2 separate regions of the Homo sapiens genome follow, and region 1 is linked to region 2. Evidence: chromatin loops called from intact Hi-C (ENCODE). Cell type or tissue: mammary epithelial cell. All regions are shown on one strand. Links, peaks and the distances in the headings refer to the core of each region. The heading gives the core; the rest is flanking DNA. Region 1 overlaps ARMH3 (armadillo like helical domain containing 3). Region 2 overlaps ARMH3 (armadillo like helical domain containing 3).

Region 1 (16,188 bases), core at 3,184-11,183, 70 kb after region 2:
GTGCAGTGGGGTGATTTCAGCTCACTGCAAGCTCTGCCTCCCGGGTTCAAGCTATTCTCTGCCTCAGCCTCCCGAGTAGCTGGGATTACAAGTGCCCACCACCACGCCTGGCTAATTTTTGTATTTTTAGTAGAGACGGGGTTTCACCATCTTGGCCAGGCTGGTCTTGAACTCCTGACCTCGTGATCCACCTGCCTCAGCCTCTCAAAGTGCTGAGCCACCACCGTACCTGTCCTTCTCTAGCTTCTTAAAAGGTTTTTTTTTTTTCCTTATCTTTGGCTTTCAGCAGTGTGATTGTAATATATCTATGCACAATTTTTCTTTGAGTTCATCCTATTTGGGGTTTGCTGAGCTTCTTGACTCTCACCAAATTTGGGGAAGTCTTTAGCCCTTCTTTTTTCACTGGGGACAGAAACTCTGCCCCAATTTCTGTCTCCTCCTTTTCTGAGACTATAGTATCACAAAGATTAGACTTTTCCATATTGTCCCATATGTTTCTGAGGCCCTGTCCCTCCCCTCCCCCATTTGTCTCTATTCTTCGTATTTAATTATTTCTATTATACTTTATGTTCACTGACTCCTTTGTCAGTCTATTCTGCTATTAAGCCCACCCAGTGAATTCTTTATTTCACATAGTACATATTTTACTTCTAAATATGTGTCACCCTGGCTGGAGTGCAGTGGTGCACTCTTGGCTCACTGTAGCCTCAAACTCCTGGGCTCAAGTGATCCTCCTACCTCAGCCTTCCAAAGTGCTGGGATTACAAGGCATTAGCCACTGTGCCCAGCTTTACTTCTAAATATTTTAATTGGTTCTTTGTTATGGCTTCAGTTTCTTTGCTGAACTTGTATCTTTCCATTCATTTCAAGTATGTTTACCTTTTCCTCATGGAGCATAGTTATGATAACTGCTTTAAAGTCCATGATAATTTTAACATATGTGCCATCTCAGATATCTGTTTTTTGTCTTTTCTTTTGAGAATTGGTCACTTTTTTTGTTTTATTATATATTCTGGTTCTTTATGAGTAATTGTGGATTACCTCCTGGACTTTTTTTTTTTTTTTTTTTTTTTTTTTTTTTTGAGGCAGAGTCTTACTCTGTCGCCCAGGCTGGAGTGCAGTGGCCCACTGCAACCTCTGCCTCCTGGGTTCAAGCGATTCTTCTGCCTCATTCTCCCCAGTATCTGAGATTACAAGTGCCTGCCACCATGCCTGGCTAATTTTTTGTATTTTAGTAGAGATGGGGTTTTGTCATGTTGGCCAGGTTGGTCTCGAATTCCTGACCTCAGGTGATCTGCCCACCTTGGCCTCTCAAAATGCTGGGATTACAGACATGAGCCACCGAGCCTGGCCTCCTCCTGGACATTTTTAATGTTATGTTGTATACACTCAGAGATTGGTTATAATCTTCTGGATTTTTTTTTTTCTTTTTTGAGACAGAGTCTCGTTCTGTCACCTAGGCTGGAGTGTCACCCAGGCACGCTCTCAGCTCACTGCAACCTCTGCCTCCTGTGTTCAAGTGATTCTTTTGCCTCAGCCTCTGGAGTAGCTGGGATTACAGGCATGCACCACCACGCCTGGTTAAGTTTTGTATTTTTAGTTGAGGTGGGGTTTCACCATGTTGGTCAGGCTGGTCTCGAACTCCTGACCTTAGGTGATCCACCCGCCTCAGCCTCCCAAAGTGCTGGGATTACAAGCGCGAGCCACCGTGTCCAGCCTAATTTTTGTATTTTTTGTAGAGACAGGATTTCGGCATGTTGCCCAGGCTGGTCTTGAACTCCTGGACTCAAGTGATCTACCCTCCTTGACCTCCCAGAGTGTTGGGATGGCAGGCACGAGGCACTGCGCCTGGCCTCTCAATTTCTTTCTCCAGAAAGATGAGGATTCCTTTTGAGTTTTAGCCATCCACATAGTTCCACTATGCAGCTCTGGAACTGGCTGACCCTTGGGGCAAAGCTGTAAGAGAAAATAGGAAAAATAAAACCTGGAAACTGACCCTCTTGTGAGCGTTTCTCCAAGTTTTGACTTCCCTCTATAATCTGTCTGCTTTTGTTTAATTTTCAGAGCCCTCAGATAATTACTTTTCATGTTTTGTCTAGAGTTTTTAGCTGTAATCAGCAGGAGATAGAGGCTTTAGTGGGCTTACTCTGCCATGCTGGAAGTAGAACACCATTTTTTAAAAAGATATTTTTGTTTAATATAAAATTTTTCATTCATTACTTTAAAAATCTCATTTGATTATTTGCTGGCTTACATAGTTGCTAGTAAGAGGTCCGTTGTTTTCATCTTGTTTCTCTGTGCATAATATCTTTGTTTTTCTCTGGATGCTCTTTTTTTTTTGAGATGGAGTCTCACTCTGTCCCCCAGACTGGAGCATAGTAGTGCCATCTGGGCTCACTGCAACCTCTGTCTCCCGGGTTCAAGCGATTCTTGTGCCTCAGCCTCCCGAGTAGCTGAGATTACAGGTGTGCACCACCATGGTTGGCTAATTTTTGTATTTTTAGTAGAGACAGGGTTTCGCCATGTTGGCCAGGCTGGTCTCGAACTCCTGACCTCAGGTGATCCACCCGCCTCAGCCTCCCAAAGTACTGGGATTACAAGCGTGAGTAACCATGCCTGGCCTCTGAATGCTTTTAATATTTTCTCTTTATCATTGGTTTTCAACAATATGATTATCACATGCCTTGGCGTGGTTTTCTTTATTTTGCTTGGGGTTCTTAGAACTTTTTGAATCTGTACATTTTTAGTTTTCATCAAATGTGGAAATGTTTTGGCTATAATTTCTTCAAATTTTTTGACCCTGCTCTTCTGTTCTCAGTTTGGACTCTCTCTCTCTCTCTCTCTCTCTCTCTCTCTCTCTCTCTCTCTCTCTCTCTCTCTATATATATATATATATATATATATATATATAGGCTCAAGCAATCCTTCTGCCTTAGCCTCCCAAAGTGCTGAGATTATAGGCATTAGCCACTGTGCTTAGCCGTGGGTTTCTTTTTTAATATTTCCATTTCTTTCCTCATCATTTTCAAATTTTCCTCAGTCTTCCTGAATATATCGAACGTATTTCTAATAGATTTTTTTTTTTTTTTTGAGATGGAGTCTTGCTCTGTCACCCAGGCTGGAGTGCAGTGGCAGGATCTCGGCTCACTGCAAGCTCCGCCTCCCAGGTTCACGCCATTCTCCTGCCTCAGCCTCCCGAGTAGCTGGGACTACAGGTGTCCGCCACCACACCCGGCTAATTTTTTGTATTTTTAGTAGAGACGGAGTTTCACCGTGTTTGCCAGGATGGTCTCGATCTCCTGAGCTCGTGATCCACCCACCTCGGCCTCCCAAAGTGCTGGGATTACAGGCATGAACCACCGTGCCTGGCCTCTAATTGCTATTTTATTGTCCTTGTCTTCTCCTTCCATTGTCTTTCTTCACGTCTAGGTCTGTTTCTACTGACTGATTTTCCCTCTGCTTATGCTTCGTATATTTTTTTGTTTCTTATGGTTCATATGTTTTTGTTTCTTTGCATGCCTGGTTATTTTTGTTATTAGAATTTAGAAATTGTGATTTTTATGATGTGGATGCTGGATTTTGTTCTGTTTCTTTTATGTAACATTGGACTTTATTCTGGAATTTGATTATGTTATGTGGAATCAGTTGGATCTTTTCAGGGTTTGCTTTTAAGGGTTGAGGGTAGATCAAGAGCAACCTTGAATGTAGGCTAATTTGTCCCATTACAAATGCAGTACCCATTTCCAGAACCTGCCTGATACTCCATGTGTTACTAGGTCTTTCCACTCTTGCTGGTGGAAACATAAGTTATTTTCTTTGTGGAGCGTGCCGTGAGCTCCTCAGTTTCTTCTCCTTTCTAGTGGTTCTTCGCCCTCGGCCTTGGGTAGTTTCTTCTTCCATATGCATAGATCAGTGTCTGCAAGAGATGTAAGGGATCTGCAGAGCTGTCTGTCAAACTCCCTCCTTGCCAGCTTTCTGCCCCACATCCTCTAGATGTCTTGGCCTCTCCAAATGCTGATCTCTATGTCTACAACTTGGCAAGACTTCTAGCTTCTGTTTAGATTCCTCTTCCCAACCCTGCAGTGTGGGAACTTTTCTGCAGGGCAGTTGTAGGGTTCACCTTCTTTGTTTTCCTCCTTTTAGGGGATCACAATTCTATGCTGCTTGTTTTCCAATGTCTGACAACCATTGTTTCATATGTTTTGTCCAGGTTTCTGTTGTTTAAGGTAGGAGGGTAAGTTACTGCATCTTGGCTAGAAGAGGAAAGACATTTTTTTTTTTTTTTTTTGAGATGGAGTCTTGCTCTGTTGCCTAGGCTGGAGTGCAGTGGTGCAATCTTGGTTCACTGCAACTTGTGCCTCCAGGGTTAAAGCAATTCTCCTGCCTCAGCCTCCTGAGTAGTTGGGACTACTGGCATGTGCCACGGCACCCAGCTAATTTTTTTTTGTATCTTTAGTAGAGATGGGGTTTCACCATGTTGGCTAGGCTGGTCTTGAATGCCTGACCTCAAGTGATCCACCCACTTCAGTCTCCCAAAGTGCTGGGATTACAGGCATGAGCCACTGTGCCCGGCTCACTAAGACATTTTTGATAAAGGCACACACTTAATCTTCCTGTTTGGCTGCAGTGAAGCCCACTGTATGGGAAGGACTTCCACAGAAGCTACCCAGAACCATAAATGACATTATGTTTTAAGCTGTCTTTTCTTGTTTTTAAAATCAAAGGTAATTACCAATACTAAAGAAAAAGCATAGAAAATAATTAAAATCTTATAATTCCTTGGTTCTAGTACTACCACTGTTTTCACTGTTGTATATTAACCCACATGCATGCATAGTTTTACAGAGTTGTAATCATGATATCCTTCTAGCTTGTGTTTTTTAACATACAATTCATTTTTTTTGTAATTTTCATGTCTCTTTTTAAATGGCTGCATATTATTTTTGTGTACTATAATTTACTACATAAATGATGGCTTTAGTTTGAGGCTTTTAGGGAATTTTGAAATAATTTTGTGTTTCAGTTTGGTAGCTTAGAAAAGAATGTAAAAACCAATGGTGTTTCCAAAGGAAATGTAGTGATGAGGTCATCTGGGTGCCTGTTCAGTAAGGAACAGAGCTGACAGGATATTACAGAGAAGTAATCCGTGGACAGAGTTCAATACCTCTGTGAAAATGTGAGGAGGCAAAATTCAGCTCCATTTCATAAATGTCTAGGTTCTACCATCAGAGAACTTGTGATTTTTGTGGGGGATCTGGTGAAAAACCAATGCATCTAAATAAATTTCACAATTGAGGTATAATAATAATAAAATTAAAAAAATAAATTTCACAATTGAGTTGAACAATAAATGTATGGCTTCCTGAAACAATTTTGTTCATTACATGAATAAATTCTCACATGCACTCAGTGAAACCTGAGTTTAGACTGTAGAGCTCTAACTTGGAACTATACCAAATTCCCTTGCACTAAATCTTATAAATTAAAAAAGCAGCACTGTTGATGTGTTTTATTAAGTCTTCTGTCTTCTTTTTCATTAAATTGCATGAATTTATAAATGTGAGACATTGCTGGAACAGACGTAGAGCAGCCAGATGAGCTTTCTTTCCCCCATCACAGCCACAGGCCCTCCCTCTGATAGAGCTTCTGCTGCAGCTCTTCAGAATCTTGGTCAGGCGTACATAGTGATGGTACTCAGCTATGAGGGTCATATACAGATTGGTCACACATTTCTTAATGTTAGTGAGGCCCTACTTTTTTTCTTTTGGGAAAGTCCAGGTACATTCATTCATTCATTTGGGAGGTAGTCTGTTGAAATTAATAATAGCTAAAACTTATTTACTATGTGGCAGGCACTAATCTAAGAGCTTTATATATAACAATTCTTTCATATAGGTATTGCTGTTATTTTCTAGTAGGTGGTAGGGGCTGGACTTGGACCCTGACCATTGGCTTCAGAGATCTTGTAGTTACTTCTCTACATAAATGTAGGCTCTTGAGTCATTTCCCTCCAGGTTTGAATTCCAGCTCCATTACTTACAACTTGTGTGAATGACTGCAATCAGTTACCGTACTTGTCTCCTCTGAGTCTTGGTTTTCCTCATCTGTATGCTACATTACATATAACCTAAGTTGGTCCAGTGCCTGGCACATAGTAAGCTCTCTGCATATTTAGCCCTTATTAATTAGCCATTCATTAAAACATACACTTAGAGTGCCTACCATGTGCTTGCTCTTTCAAGGAGCACTTGTGCTGTTTTGTCTCTTTTCTAAAATGGCATGTGTGGCTCTGAAGATCATAGCTGATAGAGGATATATTCAGGTCTATATTTCTATTATCTTTCCTCTCTGTGTGAGTTTGGAAAAGGGAGAGAATTTGGTCACACAAGGGAAGAACGTTCTTGTAGATTCATTTTGCAGGTCAAACAGTTAAGTCAGAGGAGCAAAAAAAGGTTAATCTGTTCTCACTCATAGGTGGGAATTGAAAAATGAGAACACTTCGACACAGGGTGGGGAACATCACACACCGGGACCTGTTGTGGGGTGGAGGGATGGGGGAGGGATAGCATTAGGAGATATACCTAATGTAAATGACGAGTTATTGGGTGCAGCACACCAACATGGCACATGTATACATATGTAACAAACCTGCACGTTGTGCACATGTACCCTAGAACTTAAAGTATAATTAAAAAAAAAAAGGTTAATCCTTGATTGACACATGACCATCCTCTATGTGGATGTGTCCTGTTTGACTGAGTTTATATGTTAAGGAGTTTATGCATATACATAGAGCAGGAAGGGACATCAACTAAGCCAGCCAGTTCCACTAAATCAGCCCCCACCATTAGGGAAATGATAGATATGGCAACAAGTTTACCCTCACATCACCACCCCAGTGCAGATTGTAAATGCATGCAAAAATTAAGTTATGGAACCCGGTTAGCAGAGGGGAGGGAAAACCTAAGGCAGAGAAGGAGTAGAGTATTTTGATAGAAAGTGAAAAGAAGTTAGAGAAAAAACTGGAGTGAAAATAGTTGCGAGAATTCTATAAGCCCTTGTATTTTTATCTAAGCTGAGGATGTTTTTAACAGAAGATTGGCGCAGGCTTTGTTTGGTTATTCTGAGAGTGCTATTCTGAGATGTGTCTTCATTCCTCATGTTTGTGTTTTATGCCGGGGGTTTGACAGATCTGTGTTCTTTCCTTCTTTGCAGTCCTGAGGCTTTCTACCAATGCAGGCCAGTGGAAGGAAGCAGCTAGCAAGGTGACCCATGCATTGGTTAATATCAGGTAAGGAATGAGAAGTATCTCTTGCAGAGTTCCTTGGCTCTTCCTGAGGTTTATTGTACCTTTCTAAGTAAAGTGTGTTGAACACTACTACTATTTTAAGCCTTGATGTCTGTAGGAGTGGAAGAAAAATTGTCGTACTTGATCAAGAAAAGCAGGAGTACACGAGGCTTTTATTTTATCATATTGAAACAGCTCAAAGTGCTGGCTGTTCTGTGAATTTTTTTACTGAGAGATGGTTATAAGCCCTTTTCAGGCATGCTAGTTGCCAGAGTGTTCTCTATGTATAGGTCATCTGAAAACTTTTCTCCAAAGATTTTCAGCTTTTCTCCATGACTTCAGTGAATGATTCATGGAGATCTAGAATGTTGACCTTTTACTTTACGTGACTATTTCTATTTATGGTAAACAGAGGCAATTGGAGTCCATGGGGCTGAGTCATTTTAGGTTGCTTATGAAACAGCAAGACAATTACAGAGTGCTGTATGTATTGCATAAAGTTGTGTCAGGCATGGAGTTGGTCAGGGTCTTGAGGAGGCACCACCCATGCACAGGTGTGAGCTGTTGGTAAATGGAGAAGAGAAAGTGCTTTCACCATTGGGAAACCTAAATTCGACTTTTCTTCTGTTCGTTGCTCCCTTTGTGCCTTTGATTTTTCATTTTCTCAACAGTTATTACACTGTTCTTATAAACAATTGAAAAATTAACATTGAGTAAAAGAGGCAAACCCAACAGATGGGGAACTTGATTTAGCTCCAGATGTAAGCCTTGCCAGACATTCCTAGTAATAGTAATGCACATTTACAACTTGGTATAGATTCTAATGTGTGACAAAGCTGGTCTGTGATTTTTTTCCTATATCTTTTCTTTCTTTTTATTTAAAGGTAAAATGCCCTGTCCCTGCAGTGATTTACTACCCTGTTTGGCACATCTGGGCATAAAAGGAGAAGTGTGAAATTTGTGTGTTAAGAGGGCTGGGATGAGGGAGCATGGGGTGAGATGTGCTAACAAGATTGCAGTGAAGGTTGGTCTGCCTTACCTGTCACCAGACTCATTTTGCATCAAACACAATTTTATAAATCTCACAAATAAATGCATATCTGCACCTAGCAAATAATCCAGATACTGTGGTGAGGCCTTACGATAAATGCGATTTTCTGTAAGAATCAGGAATTACAAACTGCCTTCTCCCAAATATCTGTTTATGACCCAAGGGCAGCATGACAAATGTGGGTGTTTGAATGAAGCACCAGGTCACCAGGTTCTGGGCTAGGGTATGAAGTGCATATGGGTATAATTTATGTTGTGTTGACTCATTCATGTATTTATGTAGGCCTTCCAGGCAGCTCCTTTTCATCTGGGGCCTGTTTCCTTGATCACATTCCTTTATACTTGCCTTATCTTCTGCTTTTCCTTTCAGTGGTTTCTGGCTTGGCTGCTGTCTGTGTTCTTCCCAAGGGCCATCAAGCAGCTGATTTAAGCTTTTGACCTCTCCTTTTTCCGACAGCTAAGAAAGGACTGGGCTGAGCCTTGTTACCATGTAACTTCTTTCTTCTCTTTGCATGACTGTCAGGCATATACCTTCATTTTCATTCCTTAAATTTCTCTGATGAACTTGCTGCAATAATCACATCATTTTTACTGTTGCTAATAACCGGACTCAGTATACATCTAAAGTAGCAAAAAGATCCAGTCATGGACAGGTTCAGTGGCTCACGCCTGTAATCCTGGCCCTTTGGGAGGCAGAGGTGGGAGGATCACTTGAGCCCAGGAGTTCAAGACCAGCCTGGCCAACATAGTGAGACCCTGTCTCTAAAAAACAAAATAAACAAAGATTAGCTGGGCATGGTGGCACATGCCTGTAGTCCCAGCTACTCAGGATCCTGAGGTGGGAGGATCATTTGAGCCCAGGAGGTCAGGTTGAGGCTACAGTGAGCCAAGATCATGCCACTGCACTCCAGCCTGGGTAACAGTGAGACCCTGTCTCAAAACAAACAAATCAGTTTTCTTAAGAGATTATTGGAAAGAAGTGTTTGAATGTCACCACAGTAAGGCCAGATCAGGGAAAAATACAGGTAGTACTAAGCCTGCAAATGTTTACCCTTTTTTTTTCTGACATCTATTCTCACTTATTAAATGCCAGACTTTGTGCTACTCTTTCTTATGCTACCTTCTTTAATCTTCAAACTCTATAGGGTGTATTATGTACTTTTTAAAATATACTTTTTCCCAGTGAGGAAACTGAGTCTTAAAGATGTTGTATATTGTGGAAGGCCCCATATTTGTTCCTTGGCAAAGCTGAGAATTAATAATAGGTCTTCTTCTTCTTCTTTTTTTTTTTTTTTTGGAGACAGGGTCTGACTCTGTCGCCCAGGCTGGAGTGCAGTGGCGCGATTTCTGCTCACTGCAGCCTCCGCTTCCCAGGCTCAAGCAGTCTTCCCACCTCAGCCTCCCAAGTAGGTGGGACTATAGGCACGTGCCACCAGACCTGGCTAATTTTTGTATTTTTTTGTAGAGATGTGGTTTCACCATGTTGTCCAGGCTGGTCTCAAACTCCTGAGCTCAAATGATCCACCTGCCTTGGCCTCCCAAAGTGCTGGGACTGCAGGCATGAGCCACCATGCCCAGCCTAATCATAGGTCTTCTAAGTCCAAGTTCAGGGCTGCTCTTTCTTGCAAACCATAATGCCTCCTTCTGTAAAGCTGCATTGAAGACTTAACATGGAGGGTTAAACAGAAAACTCACCATGATGTATTGAAAGGAATATGGAAATTTGAGTTGGAAAAACTTATTTTTTTCTTTTGTCTCTACCACTTATTGTGTGACCTTGAGCAAGTTACTTAGCTTCTGTGGGCCTCTATCCACCCTCTGTAAAGTGGGGGTGCTGGTGATAGCAACTATTTCACCAGGTAGTAGTTGTGAGAATTATATAATGTAATGCATATGAAAGCTCCTAGTGAACTATAAAATACTGCTTATTTCACTTGTGTCTTCAAGGTTCATTCCTGTTGTAGCATGTGTCAGAATTCCCTTCATTTTTAGGGTGAATAATCTTCCTCTGTCTGTATGTATCACATTTTACTTATCCATTCATCCGTTGATGGACACTTGAGTTGCTTCTACTTTTTGGTTATTATAAATAATGCTGGTATGAACATGGGTATACAGATACCTGTTTGAGACCCCACTTTCACTTTTTGGGGACATATCCCCAGAGGAGGAATTGCTGTGTCATATGATAATTCTGTATTTAATTTTTTGAGAAATTGCCATAGTTTTTTTTTTTTTAGGTTTAGCATTTTGACCCTTCCTCAGAGTGTTTCCTAAGTACATCTTCATTTCTTCATTTTTCCTTTCTTTTTTTTTTTTTTTTTGAGACAGAGTCTCACTCTGTTGCCCAGGGTGGAGTGCAGTGGCGTGATCTGTACTCACTGCAATCTCTGTCTCTTAGGTTCAAGTGATTCTGCTGCCTCAGCCTCCTGAGTAGCTGGGATTACAGGCACGCACCACTATTCCCGGCTAATTTTTGTATTTTTAGTAGAGATGGGGTTTCACCATGTTGGCCAGGCTGGTCTCGAACTCCTGACCTCGTGATCCACCCACCTCGGCCTCCCAAAGTGCTGGGATTACAGGCATGAGCCACCGCACCCGGCCAATTTTTCTTTTCTATAAAAGTTAAGATATTACCTTAACCTTGAAAGGTGTTTTGCTTTCCTTGGTAGGGAGAACTTGATAGCTTTGAATGAGGGCAGTCCAGGGAGTTTTCTTTTCTCAGTCAGTATTCTCTTAGCAGAGAGCAAAAAATAGTATGACTTGGAAGTACGTACTCCAGTGAACCAATGGTAATGAGTGCTGCCTTAGGCTCCTTTGCCTTTCGCTAATAGCTTGTGTTATATACCCATGACACTACTTTCTGTGGTTTAGAAAACAACCTGTGTCAGAAAATCTGACCTGTGGTTATCCAGGAATACTGTGGGATATTTAACACCAAGTTGATGATCAAGGATAGAGATATAAACACTTAGTAGTAAAATTCTGATGTTGTGCAGCATTTGTTTCTGCTGTTTATAAAAGGTATTTGTGCTGATCCCACACCTGAAAAGGATTTTTAAGGCAGAGTGAACAAACTCTTAGCCACCTCTTCTGTAGTATGTTCTTTAATAACCATGAGAAGGGCTTGGGTTGCATGTGAAGTCTTTAGACAGCAAACAGCTGTGAGGCCTTCCAGACTAGTTTGCCAGTTGACAATAGCTCCAAATTATGTCTTTGAGATCTGGAATGCAGTGCATCTGATGACTACTGTAAGGTAGTGTCTCCCTAGCAGGTGAAAGGCAGCAGGAAGGCTGTAGACCTTTCTGTTCTAAGAATACTTAGTTTAGATTGTGACAGTGAAAGTTAAAAGTACTTCGTCACACTCGGAGCATAAATTTGCTCAAGTGTCAGTCTTTTTGCTTTTCACTTGTCTTTCATGGCTTAGTCATGCTAGTTCTTTAACTGTCAAAGTTATTTGTATTTAAACAATTTGCCTCTCCCTGTTTGATCCTTCAGTGAGATTCTTAAAATGCAGCTGCTTAGAAACTGCTGTCTTTATTGGAACACAAACAGGGCCCTGTATGTTTTCTTCTCTATAGGAGAGTTGTGTCGTTGCTTTGCTATACAAAAAATGTATATATATATATATATATATATATTGCTCCACCTTTGAGATTCCGCTTCTTGGTGTAATTGTTGCTTCAGCTGCTTCCACAGATCTAATGGTTCACAAAGGAGTACTTTGAGGGGCCAGTGCAGGGCTGCTTGGTGAACTGCAGCACAGTAAAGGAGTCTTGGTTTAGGAAATTCAGACATTGTAATTAAATAGTAAGATTTTTAGTTGGGGGCTGCTGTGTTTTAGAGGAGTGTGACTTTAGTATCTAAAACCCGTCCTAAACTTATCCTGAAATTTGGAAACTTTTGTCTGAAGACTTATATGCTAAATATTTCCTGCCAACACTTGGCAGGCAATCCCAGTGAGGTCTTGTACTTTAGGAAGATGTCTGCTATTAACCTTATTAGTCAAAAGAGAGAAAGATAGTAAACTAAAATCTGACCTTCATCTAACCAAACAACTTTCAGGGTAAGTAATTTGAGGCCCTTAATGAATCTCTTCAAATTAAAATTTTAATGCTTTTCACTTAATGAGCATTTTATTAGGACCGAGTTCAAAATCCTGTTCTCTGATTGCTCACAGAAAGAAATAGTGACTGAATCACACTGCAAGTAGGTGATTCTCCTGATCTGTAATTTTCTTAAGTGGATAAGTTTTAACTATGGTTAATGTATTAACTTTTTTCTTTATTTGGAATGCCTTAAGCTGACATTCAGTATTTCTTCAAGAATGACTTTTCAGATATTGTTATGATTAGTGACAAGCCTGGGGTTTGGAATGAGAATTTAGTGTGTTTCTTTTAAATCTCTTAATTATTCACCTAGGGAGTTTGCTTCTTGTCTTCCTGTTCACTTCATGGTCTTTTTGTTCCAGTGCCAAAGTGGTCCCCTCACCCACCCTTCTTACTTGCTTATGTAGCTGTTTTCTTTCACCCTAAAAAACACTCTTCCCCTCATACATGGGTGCGCACATGTGCACGCGCATAGACACACACACACATGGTTAAGTGTACACTGCTGGGGAGGCTGAGGAACAAGAATAGCTTTCAGCAGCCTCTGAGATAATGGGGTTATTGAGTATAACATCCTTTGGAATAGGCTGTGTACAGAATTCTGAATGTCACAGGAAATAAGCCTTCAAGCAGTAATCACTGTCGATAGCAAAGTTAGGGTTAGGAAGGGATGTGAGGTCTCCCCAACTTCCTTTGCCCACTCACCTGTTTGGGCTGAAATCTTTGCTGCATTGCTATAATTCACTTAACAAAATGGTTACCAATGAGAGAGAAGCAGTTTCATGTCCAGGCACTTCAGCTGAAGGATGCAACTTAGTCTAGTGAAAAGTAAATGTGGACTAAATTGATTAATGATAGAAGCAGAGCCATTGGGCTGTTGACTCTTGACTAGCAGGGAGTACATGAACATAACCTTCTATTCTGCAGTTGTCTGCTCTGAGGTGGCAGGTAGGCTCATATTATCTTCACTGAGTTAGAATTTATCAATCATGACCTTTTTTTTTCTGTTAATCAGACCCTGCTGATCTCCCATTAGAGAAAATGAAAAGCATTATGCAGATTAAAACAAAGCACCAAAATGAAGCTGGTATAATATTGTTTACCCAATGACTGGGAGCATTACATATCATTGTAATGGTTGCTGTACCCTAATCTCTTAAGACTACAGCTAGAATTAAAAAACCAAATACTGAATCCCATGTGGTTAATCATCTGTTTTACCTTAGTTTGGTTTATGCTGCAAAATGAAGTTTTACAATAGGTCATAGCTGGACTTGGTGAACTGCAGTGAGGTAAAGAAGTCTTAGTTTAGGAGATTCAGACATTCATAATTAAATATTAAGATTTTTAGCTGGAGGCTGCTGTGTTTTAGATGAGTGTGACTTTAGCATCTAAACCCCCTCCTAAACTTATCCTGAAATTTTCTTAGAGTCTTTTTCTATGTTTGCCCTATTTTTTATTACTTGTGATAAAAATACACATAACATAAAATTTACCATTTTAACGATTTTTTTTTAAATTGAGATAGAGTCTTGCTCTGTCGCCCAGGCTGGAGTGCAGTGGTGCAATCTCCGCTCACTGCAAGCTCCGCCTCCTGGGTTCACGCCATTCTCCTGCCTCAGCCTTCCGAGTAGCTGGGACTACAGGTGCCCACCACCACGCTAGGCTAATTTTTTGTATTTTTAGTAGAGACGGGGTTTCACCGTGTTAGCCAGGATGGTCTCGATCTCCTGACCTCGTAATCCGCCTGCCTCAGTCTCCCAAAGTGCTGGGATTACAGGCGTGAGCCACCGCTCCTGGCCCATTTTAACCATTTTTAAGTGTACAGTTTAATGGTAAGTACATTCACATTGTTGCACAACCATCACCAACATCCATCTCCAGGGCTACTTCTTTTTCTTCAACTGAAACTCTGTACCCATTAAATACAAACTCCCTATTCCCTCTTTCTCCCAGCCTCTGGCTATTATCATTCTGTTTTCTGTTTCTATGAATTTGACTATTTTAGGAACTTTATATAAGAGGAATTATAAAATATTTGTCCTTCGTGACTGGATTATTTTGCCTAATATAATATTCTCAAGGTTCGTCCGTGTTGTAGCATGTAGCAGAATTTCCTTTTTAAGGGTGAATAATATTGCATTGTATGAATATACCACATTTTGTTTCTCCATTTTCGTGTCAACGGACACTTGGGTTGCTTCCACCTTCTAGCTATTGTGACTAATGCTAGTGTGAACATGAGTGTATGTAAATCTCTTTGAGACTCTGCTTTCATTTCTTTTGGGTATGTACCCAGAAGTGTTATTGCTGAATCATATGGTAATTCTCTGTATAACATTTTGAGTAACTGTCACTCAAAGTGGCTGCACCATGTTACTTTCCAATTTCTTCACATTCTTCCCAACACTTGTTTTCTGTTTCTGTTTTTGTTTTTTGCTCTGCCTCTCTCCTGTTTTCCATTTTTTGGTTACTAGCCATCCCAGCGGGTGTGAAGTGCTATCGCATAGTGACTTTAATTTCATTTTTTTAAATAACTAGTGATGTTGAGCATCTTTTTATATGCTTATTGGCCATTTGTATATCTTCTTTGGAGAAATGTCTATTGAAGTCTTCTGCTCATTTTTTAATGGAGTTTTTTGGTGTTTTGTTGTTGAGTTTTAGGAGTTCTTTATTCTAGATATTAATTCATTATCAGGCATATGATGTGCAGATATTTTCTCCCATTCCATGGGTTGCCTTTCATTTCATTGATGGTGTCCTTTGATGCACAAGTTTTTAATTTTGATGAAATTTAACTTAGCTATTTTTTCGCTTGTTGCTTATGTTTTTGTTATCACATCCAAGAAATCATTGCCAAATCCAATGTCATCAGGTTTTCTCCCATGTTTTCTTCTAAGAGTTTTATGTTGTTTTAGCCCTTACATTTAGGTCCTTGATCCTTTTTTGTTTTTTGAGGTAGGGTCTTGCTACGTTGCCCAGGCTAATCTTGAACTCCTGGGCTCAATTGATCCTCCTGCCTCAGCCTCCCTAGTAGCAAGGACTACGGGTATACACCACTACACCCAGCTTCCTTTGATCCATTTTGAGTGAATTTTTATATATGATATAAAGTAAGCATCCAACTTCATTTTTGGGCACGTGGATATCCAGTTTCCCTAATGCCCACTGCTTTTTTTTTTTGTGACAGTTTTGTTCTTGTTGCCCAGGCTGGAGTGCAATGGTGCAGTCTTAGCTCACTGCAACCTCCACCTCTTGGGTTCAAGCGATTCTCCTGCCTCAGCCTCCCGAGTAGCCAGGATTATCGGTGCCCACCACCACACTGGCCTAATTTTTTTGTATTTTTAGTAGAGACAGGGTTTCACCATGTTGGCCAGGCTGGTCTTGAACTACTGACCCTCAGATGTGAGCCTCGGCCTCCCAAAGTGTTGGGATTACAGGCGTGAGCCATCGCACCCGGCCCCCACTGCTTTTCTGAGATAACTACAGCTCAGATTTCTTAACTTGAGTCAGGCTGAATTTGGAACTTAACTGTGATTAGAGATAGAAATGGAGCCTCTCCCGTTTTTTCCTACATATTTCCATTCCTTTTTGTTTCTTAGGTTTGCTCATTCCTCTGCTGTTTAAGAGATAGCATAATGTAGTGGTTAAGAGTGGGGACTCTAGAGTCAGGTTGTCTGAGTTTGAGTCCTTGCTGTACCATTACTTTGGACAAGTTATTTAACCATTCTTTCCTTGAGT
Region 2 (16,188 bases), core at 4,564-12,563:
ATAAATAGCAGTACTGTGAGAACTGGGCCAGCTGGAGAGAGAATTTTCTTTTTTGAGCTTCTGGATCTTCACCTAGTGATTTTTGATATGAGTCCTAGTTGGGCTTTATTTGGCCGGGTTGAAAGTGATGGGTAACACAAAATCTGGAGCTTATTCTTATAAGAAGAGATATGGAAGAAGGGGAGGCCGTGAGAAAGGAATACTTAAAGAGGGACTAGAATATGCAGAGCAATGTGAATGTGTTATAAATTCCAGGATCTGATTGTTTTCATTGTCTTGGAGGAACTGATGAATGGTGGGTAGAGCTCCTAATAAATATGAAATTTATTCCCAACACCTATTTTACTGATGATCTGGAGGGGCTGGCATGGTAGCCATTTTGATCTCTGTCATGTGTAATAGCCTCTGGGGCCTCATTACAACAGCAAGAAAAATAGCTGTGGAAAAATGCTGAGGATAGTTAAAGAGAGGTGAGGGTTATATGTGATAGGAACACACTATCATCAGTAATGAATATTTTTGGAGCATTCTACTGGATGCAGTCCACTCTGAGGCAATGGCTTGGCTTCATGATTGTGATCCGAATCCTGGCTCAGCTCAGTAGGGCTCTCTGAAATGTCAGTCTGAAATATTGGACATGGCCAAGGAACTGGAGAGAATCATATTTCTGGAATGAAGTATGCATCTCTAGTCTTTCAGAAGCCCCCAGAAGAATTAATGTAGTGGGCAAGGGCGAGCTGGTGGGCCTAATTTATCTGGGCTTTGCAGCTTTTGATATAAATCATTCACCAGAAACCATTAAGGAAGCCTGGTGATCATGGAGTAGGAAGGTTTTTGACAAGAACGTGAAGAATTCCAGATGAACACAGCAAAACCAAAGCTGGTGAAATTCTGTGCAAACTAGCATGAGGCAGTGTGCTGGGGAGAATAGCATTCTAGCCACCAGTACAATCAATCTCATGACCAATGGGGTAAGTTGTAACCTTTCCAGAAAGGTACCGAGGCACAGAGAGGTTGGGTACCCAACTAAGCACAGAGAAAGTGAAGAAGTTGTTGGACTTAAGCAATAAAAGTGATAGAAAAGATACCATGTAGTAAATGTGTAGTTCTTCCTCACTTCAAGTAATGTGTTCCATTTTAATCATTTCATCCAAAAAGACAAAAGAGCCCCCAAAAAAGGTCTAGGGAAGAGCAATGGAAAACGTTAAGTGTACCTGCAATCAAATAAAGGCAGGACCCTAGTAGAGTGATACTGTGAAGACTCAAAGATTTTGTAATTCTGTCTTGTGGATGAAAAGTAGATTTCCTCCAGTTTTAAAAAGTGACCAGTACAACAGTGGTATAGTTTAAATAATTGGCCTCTGGTAAAATAGAAATTTTCACAACATAAGATCCTGGCTTTCTAGGCTGGCCAAGTCTCCTGAGATGAAGTGACTCAGATCCCAACTGTTTCCTAGAGCATGACATTTCTCAGAAATTAACACATTGTTTGTTATGTCTAATTAAGTTGTTCCTTTTCTCCCCACACTGCCTTTTTCCTAAAGAGCTTTCCTTTGAATGTGATAATAATGTAAAAGAGGAAAACACACAGCTACCTGTACCAATTATTAAGCCTTTAGCATGTACCAGGTATTGTGCTAAGGATTTGATGTGTCTTACTTCATTTAAGCCTTTTAGCAACCCCAGGAGAAAAAATACAGGTTGACCATTTCTTATCTGAAAATCTGAAATTCAAAATGCCCCCAAATCTGAAACTTTTTGAATACCAACATGACACTCAAAGGAAGTGCTCATTGGAGTATTTCAGATTTTTGGATTAGGGATGCTTAACAGCTAAGTGTAATGCACATATTCCAAAATGTTAAAAAAAAATCCAAAATCCTAAGTACTTCTATCCCAAATGTTTGTTTGATTGATTGATCGAGACAGGGTCTCACTCTGTTACCCAGGCTGGAGTGGAAGGACGTGATCACAGCTCACTGCAGCCTTGACCTCCTGGACTCAAGTGATCCTCACACTTCATCCTTCCGAGTAGCTGGGACTACAGGCGTGTGCCACTATGCCTGGCTAGCTTTTTAAATTTTTTGTAGAGATAGGGTTTTGCCATGTTGCCCAAGCTGGTCTTGAACTCCTGGGCTCAAGTGATCCTCCCACCTTGGCCTACCAAAGCGTTAGGATTACAGGCATGAGCCACCGTGCCCAGCCCTAAAGCATTTTAGATGAGATACTCAATCTATATCCTCATTTTACAGATGAGGAAATAGAAACTTAGCTTTATGTGCCTAATTCGTCACAATTAATAAGCAGAAGAACTAGAATGCAAACGTTTGCTTGGAAATCAGATGACCCCAATTAAAACCTAAAACAGGCTGGGTGCAGTGGCTCACGCCTGTATTCCCAGCACTTTGGGAGGCCGAGACAGGCGGACCACCTGAGGTCAGGAGTTTGAGACCAGCCTGACCAACATGGAGAAACCCTGTCTCTACTAAAAATACAAAATTAGCTGGGCGTGGTGGCACATGCCTGTAATCCCAGCTACTCAGGAGGCTGAGGCAGGAGAATCGCTTGAACCTGGGAGGCAGAGGTTGTGGTGAGCTGAGATCATGCCATTGCACTCCAGCCTGGGCAACAAGAGCAAAATTCCGTCTCAAAAAAAAAAAAAAAATCCCAAAACCTTAAACAGTCTACTTTTGGGTGACTAGAACCTTCAAAAATTATGCCAAGAAATAGTGGTCTGCTCTTTCTAGTGTTACTCTCATCATGGCAGCATATCTAAGTCAGCCGATTTTGCTTGATTTTCTTTTCCAAGGACCCACTTGCATGGGAGCTTCCTTGAGGTCTGTAGAATCAGCAGAATTTGACTGTTGGTTATAGGAAGAAATGTTGAGAGCCTTCCTTCTGTCAGATCAAGTAACAAATGGAGTGGGTTTTACCCCTTAAGTTGTGTTGCATTAAACCTTATAAACATTTGGGCTGTTAAGAAAGCAAAGCTGTCTCTTTCTCTGTTCCCAGTTGACGTGCGAAAGATGCCCTCAGAAGCTTGGTTAAATAGGTCTGTGTGGGGAATGAGCCTTTCAGTTGGGTTTTCAAGTTTCTTAGTTATGAGTTTTTTTGGTAGCTGTAGAAACTGCCAGTCTGAGAACTATTGTTCCTTGCCTCTCTTGGATTAGAATTGGTGCCTGATTTATATGAAATTTTTCCTCACATCCCATAGGTGTAAGGAGAGGTCATTGGTTCTCATCCCCCTTGTAGGAGATGATCCAGTTGCTTTATGAGTTTAAATATATGACCATTTATGCTGCCCAACTGAGATTGGGTCTGGAAAAACCCAAGAACTCTTCCAGTGCTCTAAGTGATGGGACAATCATTAAATTCCAGTGTCCTGACCAGATTGTTGTTTGGGTAATTACATCCTTTTTTTCAGTTCTCCCTGCAGTGTTATTTGGGTATCAGATCTCCATAAATGACCTCTCTGGCTGTTAAGCAGCTGCCACTTTCCACCCCAAGGTGGCTTTGCTTTACGGGTGGGTGAATCAGTCCTTGCATGTAGTTTGTGAAATGGTTAGGGAGCCTTTGGGATGAAAATATAAGTTAGCAACTTATAAATATGTGCCTTATGGCAAGAAGCTTTTATGTTCCCCAAAAGACAGCTATCTGTATGGACTTAGTAAATTATTGGTAGGGTAGGACAAAATGAGTGTTGTGGAGCACTCACTTACTTTTTAGATGCAAGTAAGAGGGAAAGATCGTAGAAGTGATGGACATAAGGCCTGCACTGATTTAGCCTAATGGTAGAACAGAACTGAGGTGTGTATGTGTATTTGTGTGTACACTTGATGAATGCCCAGACACACTGAAAAATTAACTGGAAATGGGAGGAGTCAGCAGGCAATATGGATTGGGACTGTGTATCAGGAGCATCACTGTAGAGAGAGGGCCTTATGGAAGCATTTTTGTTAACACTTTAAAGATAGCTAACGGGCTTTCTTAACTAGGTCAGACTTACCTGGAGTCTCTTCTCTTATTTAACAGTCTGTGAATCCTTATATTGTGAAGCTGTCTATCGTGGATGATGAGGCCACACTCAATGTGAGTATCTGGATCCTTGTGTATTGTCTTACTTATTTGCATTCAATGGTATTACTTTCAGTGAAAGTACATTTAGAACAGAGAGCAGAGAGCTATTCTGTCAATTTCATCCGGTTATAGAGAGGGAATTAATATTTCTTTTTAGTGCGTCAGTGCTACCGTTTTACTGTCTTCTGACTTATTATCATGGAAGGAAGATTTGAGGGGACATTTGCTTGCTAATCATGATGAAGTGGTTATGTTTCATGTTATAGTGTGCTGAAGTTGATTATCCTACGATGTCAATAAATTACACATTCAAGAATAAGAAAGCTTAGATGACTAAATGATGGGAGATTCCTTCTTTTAGAACTAGCCAGATAGTATTTATAGCCTGACTTGGTGAAACTGAAACAGGGGGATGATCTGTATCTACTATATGTATCCTTGAAAGTTTGAGAAATAACATCTGATCTCTGAATATAGGGAGGAAGAAGATGACCAGGTGTCTTGCTTTATTCCCTTTCCATCATACCCTATTCCTTCTTTCCAATTTCCTTTATGGAAAAAATGCACACGTGATTCATGCTGTGGCCTTAATTGATCTTTGTGTTATGCATCACAGGTTCTGGGGGAAAGTTGATAAGTCACTTTAACATTTATTGAATGCTACTTGCCTTTACATTCCTGTGGCTTTAAAGAAAGTGGCTTATCTATGTGCACCTTCATTTAGCATGGACTCATTGTCACCTTGCTGTGACTGTTTTGGAGACATTTGAGGGCTTTTTGTTTGAAGATTCTAACTGGATCTTCTCTTTCAAAGTGAAAATGATCCCAGTGAAATTGTCAACAATCTGGGCTGGTCTGTTTCACCGCTTGATAATCCATTTTAATTGTACCTGGGAACATTAAGATAATTAGATACGAAAAGTCTTCCCAAAGAACTTCCTTTTGATGCTTTGACAGTGCCTCTCAGAATTTCTGTCCTTGTCGCCAACTTTCAGGCAGGACTTCTTGGGCTAATTAGTGTTCTTTCTGACCTTGTTCTAGCATCATCACCAACTCCCAAAGGCTACTGTCTTATTTCACCTGTGCTATCTTTTCCCTTCTAGGGAATGGGACTTGTAATTGCTCAGGCTTTATCTGAGTACAACAGGTAAGTCCACCTTTCCAGAATGGAAGGGGGTCTGATTTTCATTTGAATTGGTTGTTAGAGTTTTGTTAGAGTTCTTGGGTCAAATTCCCTTACCTAGTCTAAGAGTATTCAGATGTACAGCCCCTGGCAGATGTATTTGCTCTAGCTTTGCTTGATGGCCTTAGCAGGGATTGTTTTTAACACCAGGGGAAAAGTAGCCACCAGATTAGTGTCTCTTTAGGCAGTTAGGCACATTCCTTTGCAACTTTTGGTATTTTATTACAGAGCATTTTAACTAGTCTTCCAGCCACAAGTGGGCACTTCCATTTAGTCCAGTGTATCATACAAGTATTTTCCATGTAAAAAAGGTTGTGGAGACTGCTTTTTTGTTATCTTAAAAAATATATAAAAGGAGAAAGTATATTAGGTAGCCCTAGTTTGACAGATGTTTCTTATTTATTGGGAATGAACCTCAACTTCCCAGAGTCCCTGTTTCTCCTGGGGGCTCCCTTCATTGATGCTTGCTTTCCCTTTTGCTGGAAGGATCTGACATTAGTGAATGGAAACCAGAAGTATCCCTAATTCTGGCAAGGGCCAGGCAGGATCTTTCATGCTCCTCTCTAGACTTTTCTCACACACAATTGGGTATCAGAACTTCAAATCTGTCCCATCTCTGCAGAGAGTTTAGTTTACTGATTTCCTTCCTCCTCCTTTAAAAAGAAACAAGATTTTCAGTGTTGTAGCCCTAAAGTAATTTTACTGTCACACTTTTCAAGTAATAGATTGTTTGAGAAGTAACTGGATCAGCTATATGTTAGGGCACTTTTGCAGCCTGCTTTCTAAGTCTAAGTCTCTCCCAAAGTAGCCAGGCATTTTGGTACACACTACCTCAAGAGCAGACAGGTGACTCTTAGCTTGCAGGGATTGTCATGATGCTTGATTGTCATAATGCTTTAGTTTTCTGGAGTCAGAGAATTTTAAGAGTGCTCTGCCCTGATTACCCCAAATGTCAAGGACAAAGACATAATTGATAAACAATCCTAAAGTTGAATTTAGTTCTTTTTGTTTAGGCAGTATAAAGACAAGGAAGAAGAACACCAAAGTGGTTTTTTCTCTGCTTTAACAAATATGGTAAGTCCTGCTTTTTTTTTTTCTCCTGAAAAAAACAGAAACAGTGTGGTCTGCAGGGGTGGACAAATCGGGCTCCGAAGTTCAGATATTTGAAGTGATGGCATGATGACAAGAGAGAGGCTGCTCAGAGCAGATTTTCTTGGGGAGTGTATTTCCTTTACTGAGTTTCTTTCTTTTTTTTTTGAATCCCCACTTTTGATGTACCTTTAGTGAGATTCAAAACCAAGTGAGATGGGGAAAGGAGAGCTTTGGTTTCTCTGGCACTTAGTTTTTCCACATTAATTAATTAATTAATTAATTTTTTAAAGGCTAAAGAAAAGGTACACATTAAGCCAGAATTTGCTTCCTAAAGAGTTGGCTCCGTTTAGGCACTGACCTTGTGGAACACGGTATAGTAGGGTTTGGATCTGAGTGCTCTCCTGAATGCTCCTTTGCTGTCTGCCATGGCTGTTTGATCCTCATAGCTGGTCCTAGGGTTGAGCGATCGTGCAGTAGATCTGTGCCACTCTTCTAATAGCTTAGGGTTTGGGCTTAGAGGTCTGAATTTTAGGGAAGTTATTGGTCCAGCTGGCAAGACTCCAGGGCAAGGTTTCTTGGCATTTGGTACCAGATAATCTGGGACTGATTTTGAAGAGATAAATCTAGGAGATTCTAGAATCTAGGCAGATTCAGAAAGTCTGTCTTTCGGGCATTATTATCCAAGTATTCAGCTCTAGGGCAAGACAATTTTTTGGTTAGTTGCAAGAAGTAGTTGCCCCCTCTCCTCCTCCACTTCTGCAATTCTTTTTCCTCCACTGCTTACGAATTGTTCCTTCTGCCTTCTCAGCCTGTTCTCAGGAAGGGGCCTGATAAACTCTTTAACTCCAAAATGTAAATGAGTGAAGTCTCTCAGGGGCTAGAGAAGTATGAGTTTTGTACTGGTGTTTGATGAAATGAATTAGATACAATTATACTGCTCCCAGATATCTCTGCCTTTCAGTCAAGTTTTCAGAAAGTTTTGTACCAAACACATGAAGCTCTAGGAGCATAGGTTTGTGTATAGTTTCAAGCATAATTAAGGAGGTGGAAGAGGTATTTTTTAGTGGGTGTAGGCATCTTAGTGCTTCTGATATCATACACATTAGAGGCAGCCTACTCCATTTACTTATTCACTTGCTCTGACTAGGACACAAACTAAAGATTTTGTTATCTGAAAAATGGAGAGTGGATCTCATATAGACAGCTTTGGTCTGAAACCTGAATATTGTTCCCAAAGATAGCTTTATGTTGGTTGAAGTCAGCCTGCTTCCTGTGAAGTTTTTCCTAAGTTAGTTTCTGACTTCAAATAAGCAACTTCTAGGAAAGATACAGAGTGATGAAGATGTGTAGGTTAACTGTCAGAGGGACTAAACTTACACACTGAAAAGGAGAGTTGGACAAAAGTACTAGGCTTTTTCTTTAAAGCGAGGTGATTTAGTAGGCAAGATGATTTACTAGGCAAGATGATTTAGTAGGATTCTCATTATTTCATTTATTACTTATGAGTCTTTTAAGATTTTCAAAGTGGGCTGGTTTTGGTGTGTGTGACTTATGGCCTAGAGTTCCAAGTTCTCCCCAGGTGGAAGCAGCTTGTTTTCTTCACTGATAAAAGGCTTCCTAGGCATAAAGCTCCTCTCATATCCTCCTGCTATAAGTTTGCAATTCCCCTTTTCTTCCACAGGTGGGCAGCATGTTCATAGCAGATGCCCATGAGAAAATCTCAGTACAGTAAGTGCCTGACATTCTTGTGCAGTGACTTGGACTTTAGTGTGGGCTGTCCTGCTGGATATGAGAGTGTGCAGTGTTACCTCTTGCTAATCTTTTACAGAATCATACTTTTTTGGTGATTTTCAAATGTTTCATGGGTTTTGAACATTAATGGACCCTTAGAAATTTCTGCTTTTCATATGTATTGAGCGACAATAAGCTGAACAACTGTTGCCAGACTATCTCTGCAATGAAACAAAAGAGGGATGGGTGTCTGAGCCAGTTGAGGACTTAACTGGGTTGAGGTGGAAAAACAGAGGGAAGATAATGAAGTAGATGAGAACTGGTCCTAAGGAATTAAAGTGAAGGCCCTGACTCCTGCCTATACACTTTTGCATACGCCCAAATGGCAAGTAAAGGGGAACTTTAGAAATGCAAAGGAATTGATAATGAGGCGCTGGGGTGCAATCCAATCTTATCTTCATGGTTATACTGTTTTAACTCCCCCCACTATAAAAACTGCTCCAATTTGTTCTCTTTTTCTTTAGAACCAATGAGGCCATTCTTCTGGCACTTTATGAAGCTGTTCATTTAAATCGCAACTTCATCACAGTATTAGCTCAGGTTGGTCACATTAAAAATCCCAGTGTTTTTTTCTCTCTAAATTTCATACCGATTAATTCCATTGAAAAGCCTATCTGGCTGTACTTGTTTAAACCCTGCTTTGCATTGGTAAGTGGTAGTAACAAGGAGTTGAATCAGTTGCCTTTGTTTCCTGCTGTCCTCAAATATGTATGTTTCCATTGGTGCTGAAATGGGTCTAATAACGTGCAAAGTTAGTTTTTTTGGCCAATTTATTGATCCTGTTAACCCAAATGAATTGTCATGACTTCATTTTGCTCACTAGAAATCCCTGGTATTATCCGCTATGTGGATTTTTATATTGGGCTTTCTGCTTTCCACACCACTGTGGAATTACAACTGGAGATAAAATAGGCCAAGCCACTCACCTTATTATCTCACCAATTTCCAGAGGAAAAAAGTAAAAAATATCCTGGCCAGGTTAAGGTTAGCTGTTAACAGATAACGTGGTTTACATACATTGAAAGGAAGTCATAGAATACTGAGCGCTGGGCCCTGCGCTGTGGCTCACGCCTGTAATCCCAGCACTTTGGGAGGCTGAGGTGGGCGGATCACAAGGTCAGGAGATCAAGACCATCCTGGCTAACACGGTGAAACCCTGTCTCTTCTAAAAATAAAAAAAAAATTAAAAAAAAAATAGCTGGGCGTGGTGGCGGACGCCTGTAGTCCCAGCTACTTGGGAGGCTGAGGCAGGAGAATGACGTGAACCCAGGAGGCAGAGCTTGCAGTGAGCCGAAGTCGCGCCATTGCACTCCAGCCTGGGTGACAGAGTGAGACTCTGTCTCAAAAAAAAATAAAATAAAAACAAAACATAACAAAATAAAACAAAATAAAAAAACAAACAAAAATACCCCCAGAATACTGAGCGATGGGTCACATGCCTGAGGGATAGCCACAGTAATTGGCATAGAAGAGGACTAAAGTAGACCAAGAACTCAAGAGCTGTCCATGAAAGCCATTTTAAAAAATTGATAAAGTGTTATTATCTTAAAGCCAGACTGTTTAAAATATGTATGTAGGGTTATTTTAAGGGAAAGTTTGCTTATGCTTTTTCTCAAAGGGTAGATGTATATGGAATCTATTGATTTGAATTTTAACACAAAAATAAGGTCATGCTTAAAAAGCATCATGCTGGTTTGAGATCTGCTTCATAGAACACTTAAGAGTTTTCATGACTGATAACATAGAGACTTTAGTTATTATTTTCACTCGTTTCTTATCTGCTCTCCAAATCCTATAACTGATTGTAAAGGAAGAGGTGAGGAAGGTAAAGTGCTGGTAAAGCTGTTAGGGAAGAAAAGGGAAGTTAAAAACAGCTATCACTCAGCTTAATTCTCAAGAGCTGATGTGGGAGGGATGGCTAAGAAAGGTTAGGGACAGAAGAGTCATCTGTTTTGGTCCCTACTGGGTGTCTCACCATGTCTTTGCCTCCCAATGAAGGCACACACACTTTTGTTTGTTGTGGAACAGGAAGGCCGCCATCTGAATAGCTCTTTTGCTTTTTTTTTTTTTTTTTTTTTTTGGAGATGGTGTCTCGCTCTGTCACCCAGGCTGGAGTGCAGTGGCACGATCTCTGCTCACTGCAAGCTCTGCCTCCCGGGTTCACGCCATTCTCCTGCCTCAGCCTCCCGAGTAGCTGGGACTACAGGTGCCTGCCACCACACCTGGCTAATTTTTTTTTTTTTTTTTTTTTTTTTTTAGTAGAGACAGAGTTTCACTGTGTTAGCCAGGATGGTCTTGATCCCCTGACCTCGTGGTCCATCTGCCTCGGCCTCCCAAAAGTGCTGGGATTACTGGTGTGAGCCACCGCACCCGGCTGAATAGCTCTTTTTATAGTACCTGGTATCCCCTTGACTCATCTACATCTGCTAGTCAATTATTTGGTTATCAGAACAGCCTATTGATGTGTTTTAGGTTGATCTGATGAGATCCCAGGTCTGGATGGGATTGCAAATGTTCTCTGCTCTCTTGTAGAATAATCCTGTATATTTGTTGACCCCAGTTTTTTTTTTTTTTTTTAAATGTCTGTGGTGCCACAGAAAAACTTATGTAATGGGAACCTAGTTGCTTAAGATAAATTAGCACACAGAGCTTATTAGAGATTAGCAAGCATCAGTCGTAATCAAGTACTCATGAGAACGAAATACAGAAGTAGTCCCTTCTCAGCTTTTTTTTTCTTTTTTTTTTTTTTTTTTTGAGATAGAGTCTTGCTGTGTCACCAGGCTGGAGTGCAGTGGCGTGATATCACCTCACTGCAACCTCCGCCTCCTGGGTTCAAGTGATTCTCCTGCCTCAGCCTTCCAAGTAGTTGGGACTACAGGCATGCACCACCATGCCTGGCTAATTTTTTGTATTTTAGTAGAGACGGGGTTTCACCGTGTTGGCCAGGATGGTCTCGATCTCCTGACCTTGTGATCTGCCCAGGCCTCCCTAAGTGCTGGGATTATGGGTGTGATCCACTGTGCCCAGCCTCAGTGAGCTTTCTAATTATGAGACTAGGGGCACAGTGGCATGCATCTGTAGTCCTACGTACACAGGAGGCTGAGGCAGGAGAGTGCTTGAGCCTAGGATTTCGAGACCAGCTTGGACAACATAGCAAGATGCTGTCTCAAAAAAAAAAAATTATAAGGTCCAGAATACCAGTCCTTATTGGTATTAGGCACTTGATACTCAGGGAGAACTGGATTTTCTGTTTTCTTACACATCTGTGTATCTTTTTCAGAGCCATCCAGAAATGGGCTTGGTGACGACCCCTGTCAGTCCTGCTCCTACAACCCCAGTCACACCACTTGGGACCACACCGCCTTCCTCTGATGGTGAGCCCACCACCACTTTGTTTTTCTTGGTTAATATGATCTTAGATCTCTCAGAGTGAGCATAGCTGTGTTCAACAAAGAACCTACGTAGTTGTTAATTTTTCCCACTAAATTGGTCTGTAGTACTATCCTTCAGGCCTCCTAAATTTCCAAAGAAAACTTTGGAAAAAGACAGTCCAGTGATTTTCTCTGTAAAAGAAGCTTACATAACTCTAGCTTTTCCTCCTCAGGGAGTAGTTGTAGAGGCATGGAGTGCTAGACCTGCAAGGTCAGTAATGCCTGTCCTGCCACACTCTCAGAGTCCTTGTGAGGCTCAGATGAGATATTTTGTGAAAAATGTCACCTTGTGATTATAAAGCACTGAAATGAATGTAAAATAGTAATGTTATCTGATGTTACCATTTGATCAATGAGGGAATTAAGGCCAGAGAAATGAAGCAGTTTGCCTAAGATTAGTGAGAGTAGAGACTGAGAACCCAAACATGTAAGCAGGATCTTGTCTATTTTGTTTACTACTAAATGCCTAGCATAGTGCCCAGCATGGTACTTGCTTAATAAATATTTGTTGAATAAATGAATGAGAATGTGAACCTGGCACTCACTCACTGTTATGTGTCTATCAGCCACTCCCAGTTGGAAAGGACAGGCTTTGAGTGTATTATAATTGGGAGTTTGGTGGATACGTAAGATTTATCTCCCTCAAGACAACAACGGTGAAAATTTCCCCTTCATAAATCTTATGGCTGGAACCTAAGAAAAAGGCAACAGAAAAGAAATTATGAATTTTTGCCAAAAATTTTGAGGTCTATTATAGGCTGAGTGTGTTTGGTGGAATATTGTAACCTAAAAACAATCTATGTTAATATTTGATGTTGTAGCTCAAAGATTGACCTTGTTTTGGTAAAGAAGTACAGACAATCCAACTTTGATACTTTCTTTTTGCCTCCCCACTGTTTGTACGTGAAATGACCTTCTTTATTCTTTCTCTCCTTTAAGTTTTCATATACCACCCGTGGCAGTAACATTTCCAGGCAGTATAAACAGTACAGAACTATGACAGGGAGGTGCCATTGTTAGTTATATATATGGTAGCAAATTGGATCTGTTTAGAATTGAAAGCCAAATCCCAAAATATCTTTTTTTTTTTTTTTTTTTTTTTGAGACAGAGTCTTGCTGTCATTTAGGCTAGAGTGTGGTAGTGTGATCTCGGCTCACTGCAACCTCTGCCTCCCAGATTCAGGCGATTCTCATGCCTCAGCCTTCTGAGTAGCTGAGATTACAGGCATGTACCACAATGCCCGGCTAATTTTTGTATGTTTATTTTTATTTATTTATTTGTTTTTGAGACGGAGTCTCGCACTGTTGCCTAGGCTGGAGTGCAGGGGTGCGATCTCAGCTCACCGCAACCTCCACCTCCCAGGTTCAAGTGATTCTCCTGCCTCAGCCTCCCTGGGACTACAGGTGTGTGCCACCATGCCCGGCTAATTTTTTGTATTTTTAGTAGAGATGGGGTTTCACAGTGTTAGCCAGGATGATCTCGATCTCCTGACCTCGTGATCCGCCTGCCTCGGCCTCCCAAAGTGCTGGGATTACAGGCGTGAGCCACCACGCCTGGCCAATTTTTGTATTTTTAGTAGAGATGGGGTTTCACTGTATTGGCCAGGCTGGTCCCGAACTCCTGACCTCAGGTGATCCGCCTGCCTCGGGCTCCCAAAGTGCTGGGATTACACCCATGAGCCACCATGCCCAGCCCCAAAATATCTTACTGAGAAGGAGCAAGTAGTAAGGATTGCCTACTTGTCTCTGTTTATTCAGGCCACAGAATAACCCAATGGAAATACAGTACTTTCTCTTTAAGAATGAACCCTGCCTGGTTACCATGGATATCAAAAGCCATATATATATATATGAGTTCCATGTGATGTTGGGGTTTGGATGCTTCAGAGAACTGCCTTTCAAACTGTTCATTGTGAACACTTCCACCCACACACTTGATTATGCAATGGTAGGATTTGTGCTTACTTACCTACAACCAGTGAGCTTTTATTTTTTCTAGTGGGAAGATCAAGTCAGCCCACTTTCAAATGACTGTCTCCCTTGACAAAAGCTGCTGGGAAGAATTATGAAGCCAAAGATCAAGGAATGACTCTTCCTTAGGAAGAAGATTTTAATTTGTGAGGGATTTTATTCTGTCTCTGTTCTATTTGTTCTTTTCCCTGTCTCCTAACTCATTTCCTTCTGTAGGGTTCCTAAGTATTACAACCTTGTTTTTAATTTTTAGATCTTAATTATAGTGGTGTTCAGTAGCCCACTTATATTTAAAGGTATGTCACCAGAGCCATATTTTTAAAAGCCGGCAGTTTAGCTATAACATTTGTTCTCAGCTCAGACTTGACATTTGACAACTCAGCCTTGGCATGAGAGGACTTTCTGGTAAACTAAAAATACATATACTTCTATATTTCTACATATTATATAAGATAGTTTTCCAGTTATTGCTGTGTATGAGCAGGAAAAAAGCCCCACTTACCAGTTAGGTGCCTCCTTGTATTGGACAAAGGGATGATTACGGGTTCTGAGCTTCAAAACAGGCTGTGGTTTGAAATGACAGTCTTGGGTCATTAACCCATAACATGAATTAAAACCTTTTAGTATTTCAACATAAAAATATATTTGTCTTATATTAGCTCTTGGAGGCCTAACTGGGAAAATAGCCAGGGGTTGGGCATGCTGATTTCTTTTCATAAGGCTTTTTGTTGTGCTTGCTGTTTATTATGGGTTCATAAAATGCAAATGTTTCTCACTGTTCATAAATGTTCTCTGCATATGTCGTAATAACTCCAGAGGGATCTGTTATGGTTATGAATACATATTATGAGTAATATCCCAAAGTCAACTGAGTCTTCATGGCTGAAAATGTAGCAGAAAGCCATAGATTCTCTAGCTTTTTTGGGCCATTATAAGACTCCTTTTAACTTATATATTGTGTCTTAGGCAGTGTAAAAGCACTTAACAAGAGGTCTGAGTCTAATTTAAAGTCTTAGAATTTTGGGAAGCCTACATTAAGACTTTGTTCTGGGCCAGGCACAGTGGCTCATGCCTTAATCCCAACACTTTGGGAGGCCCGAGGTGGGTGGATTGCTTGAGGTCAGGAGTTCAAGACCAGCCTGGCCAACATGGTGAAACCCTGTTTCTACTAAAATACAAAAATTAGCTGGGCATGGTGGTGGGTGCCTGTAATCCAAGCTATTTGGGAGGCGGAGGCAGGAGAATTGCTTGAACCCAGGAGACGGAGGTTGCAGTGAGCTGAGATGGCACCACTGCACTCTAGCCTGGGCAACAGAGCGAGACTCTGTCTCAAAAAAAAAGAAAATACTGTGTTCTGTGGTCAGCCCTGGTCATTAGAGGCCAATTATCTGTCATTGTTCATTGGGACTGTGGCTCAGAGAACTGGGTGGGGGATTTCTCTTAGAAACATCAGCTAGGTATGTAAAACTCAGTTCCCAGGCTGTTCCAATCAGTAATGTTCATCTGTTTTTATTTATTTATTTATTTATTTATTTATTTATTTATTTATTTGTGACAGAGTCTCGCTGTGTCACCCAGGCTGGAGTGCAGTGGCGCCATCTCGGCTCACTACAACCTCCGCCTCCCGGTTTCAAGCAATTCTCCTGCCTCAGCTTCCCTAGTAGGTGGGATTATAGGCACCGACCACCATGCCCAGCTAATTTTTGTATTTTTAGTAGAGATGGGGTTTCACCATGTTGGCCAGGCTGACCTCGAACTCCTGACCTTAGGTGATGTGCCCAACTCGGGCTCCCAAAGTGCTGGGATTACAGGCGTGAGCCACTGCGCTTGACCTGTTCATCTGTTTTCAGTCTACTATTACTTTCAGTTCCCTTAAGCGGGGAAGGGAAGTCTGCCACTTAATAGTGGTAGAATTTGAATATAGTTCTGCCTTAACATTTTCCCCTCTCTATCATGGGTACGTCCAGCCTAAAGACTTGTTCTCAAAATTCAGCAAGATTTCTCCTTGTTAGGGAGGAATCTTCACTGATTTCAAGCAGGAGACCCATCAAAGTAAAACTCATTTATATTCAATACAGATCTTTCCTTCAGGTAGAAATCGAAGTTTCTTTAAGAAGGGCCTTAAACTCTTTGGGGATACTTGGGGCAGGAAGTGGAATCAACATACCCTTCCCAGGATGTTGGGAGAAAAAGCACCGTTCTTGGAGACTGGCCCTAGATAGGAGAGCAGGTCACTGGGCTTAATTTGGGGAATAGGAAGGGGGCTCTACAGGCTTAGGAAGAGTAGATAAAAGTTTTGTGATGAGCACTTGGTCCTCCCTCTGTTGTGGAAAAAGCTTATTTAGTGATTTTTTTGCCTGCTGGCAAATTGGCTATGTGGGTAGAAGTGTTAGATGGAATATGTTGCAGGCTAAGTGCATTTTATCTGTTCTATTCCAGTTATAAGTTCTGTGGAACTCCCACTGGATGCAGATGTACAGACCAGTAATCTACTGATAACCTTTTTAAAGTATAGCTCAATTGTCATGCAGGACACCAAAGGTAAGCCATAGCTATTTTGGGGGCTCAGGAAGTCAAAGGTGTGGCAGGCAGCTAGCATCAAAGAGCAACATTAATATTTTGAAGCTTTGACAAGATGAACTA

What was found. Peaks named below come from ENCODE experiments on the same cell type or tissue, not always from the same donor. Only the 100,000 strongest peaks of a DNase experiment are listed, where the experiment ranks them.
Region 1: it touches region 2 in a loop (4-fold over the local background); 2 of 110 quality-filtered maps call a loop at or near these places.

The regions. Positions count from the first base shown.
Region 1 is chr10:101,930,966-101,947,153 of GRCh38, reverse strand. ARMH3 (armadillo like helical domain containing 3) reads left to right here. Exons shown (of 26, transcript NM_024541.3): 23 at 7,216-7,291. Among named protein-coding and RNA genes, the nearest start is that of KCNIP2, 95 kb to the right of the region's middle. RefSeq lists an enhancer at 7,346-8,545. In mammary epithelial cell, for the core only: no CTCF peak of the experiment used is centred there; DNase peaks (open chromatin) are centred at 7,723 and 8,583; H3K27ac peaks cover 1,152 bases.
Region 2 is chr10:102,001,869-102,018,056 of GRCh38, reverse strand. ARMH3 (armadillo like helical domain containing 3) reads left to right here. Exons shown (of 26, transcript NM_024541.3): 9 at 4,033-4,089; 10 at 5,181-5,224; 11 at 6,274-6,334; 12 at 8,034-8,080; 13 at 8,608-8,683; 14 at 11,424-11,517; 15 at 15,985-16,086. Among named protein-coding and RNA genes, the nearest start is that of ARMH3, 46 kb to the left of the region's middle. RefSeq lists an enhancer at 8,141-8,210 and a silencer at 13,482-13,531. In mammary epithelial cell, for the core only: a CTCF peak has its summit at 8,037; a DNase peak (open chromatin) is centred at 8,056.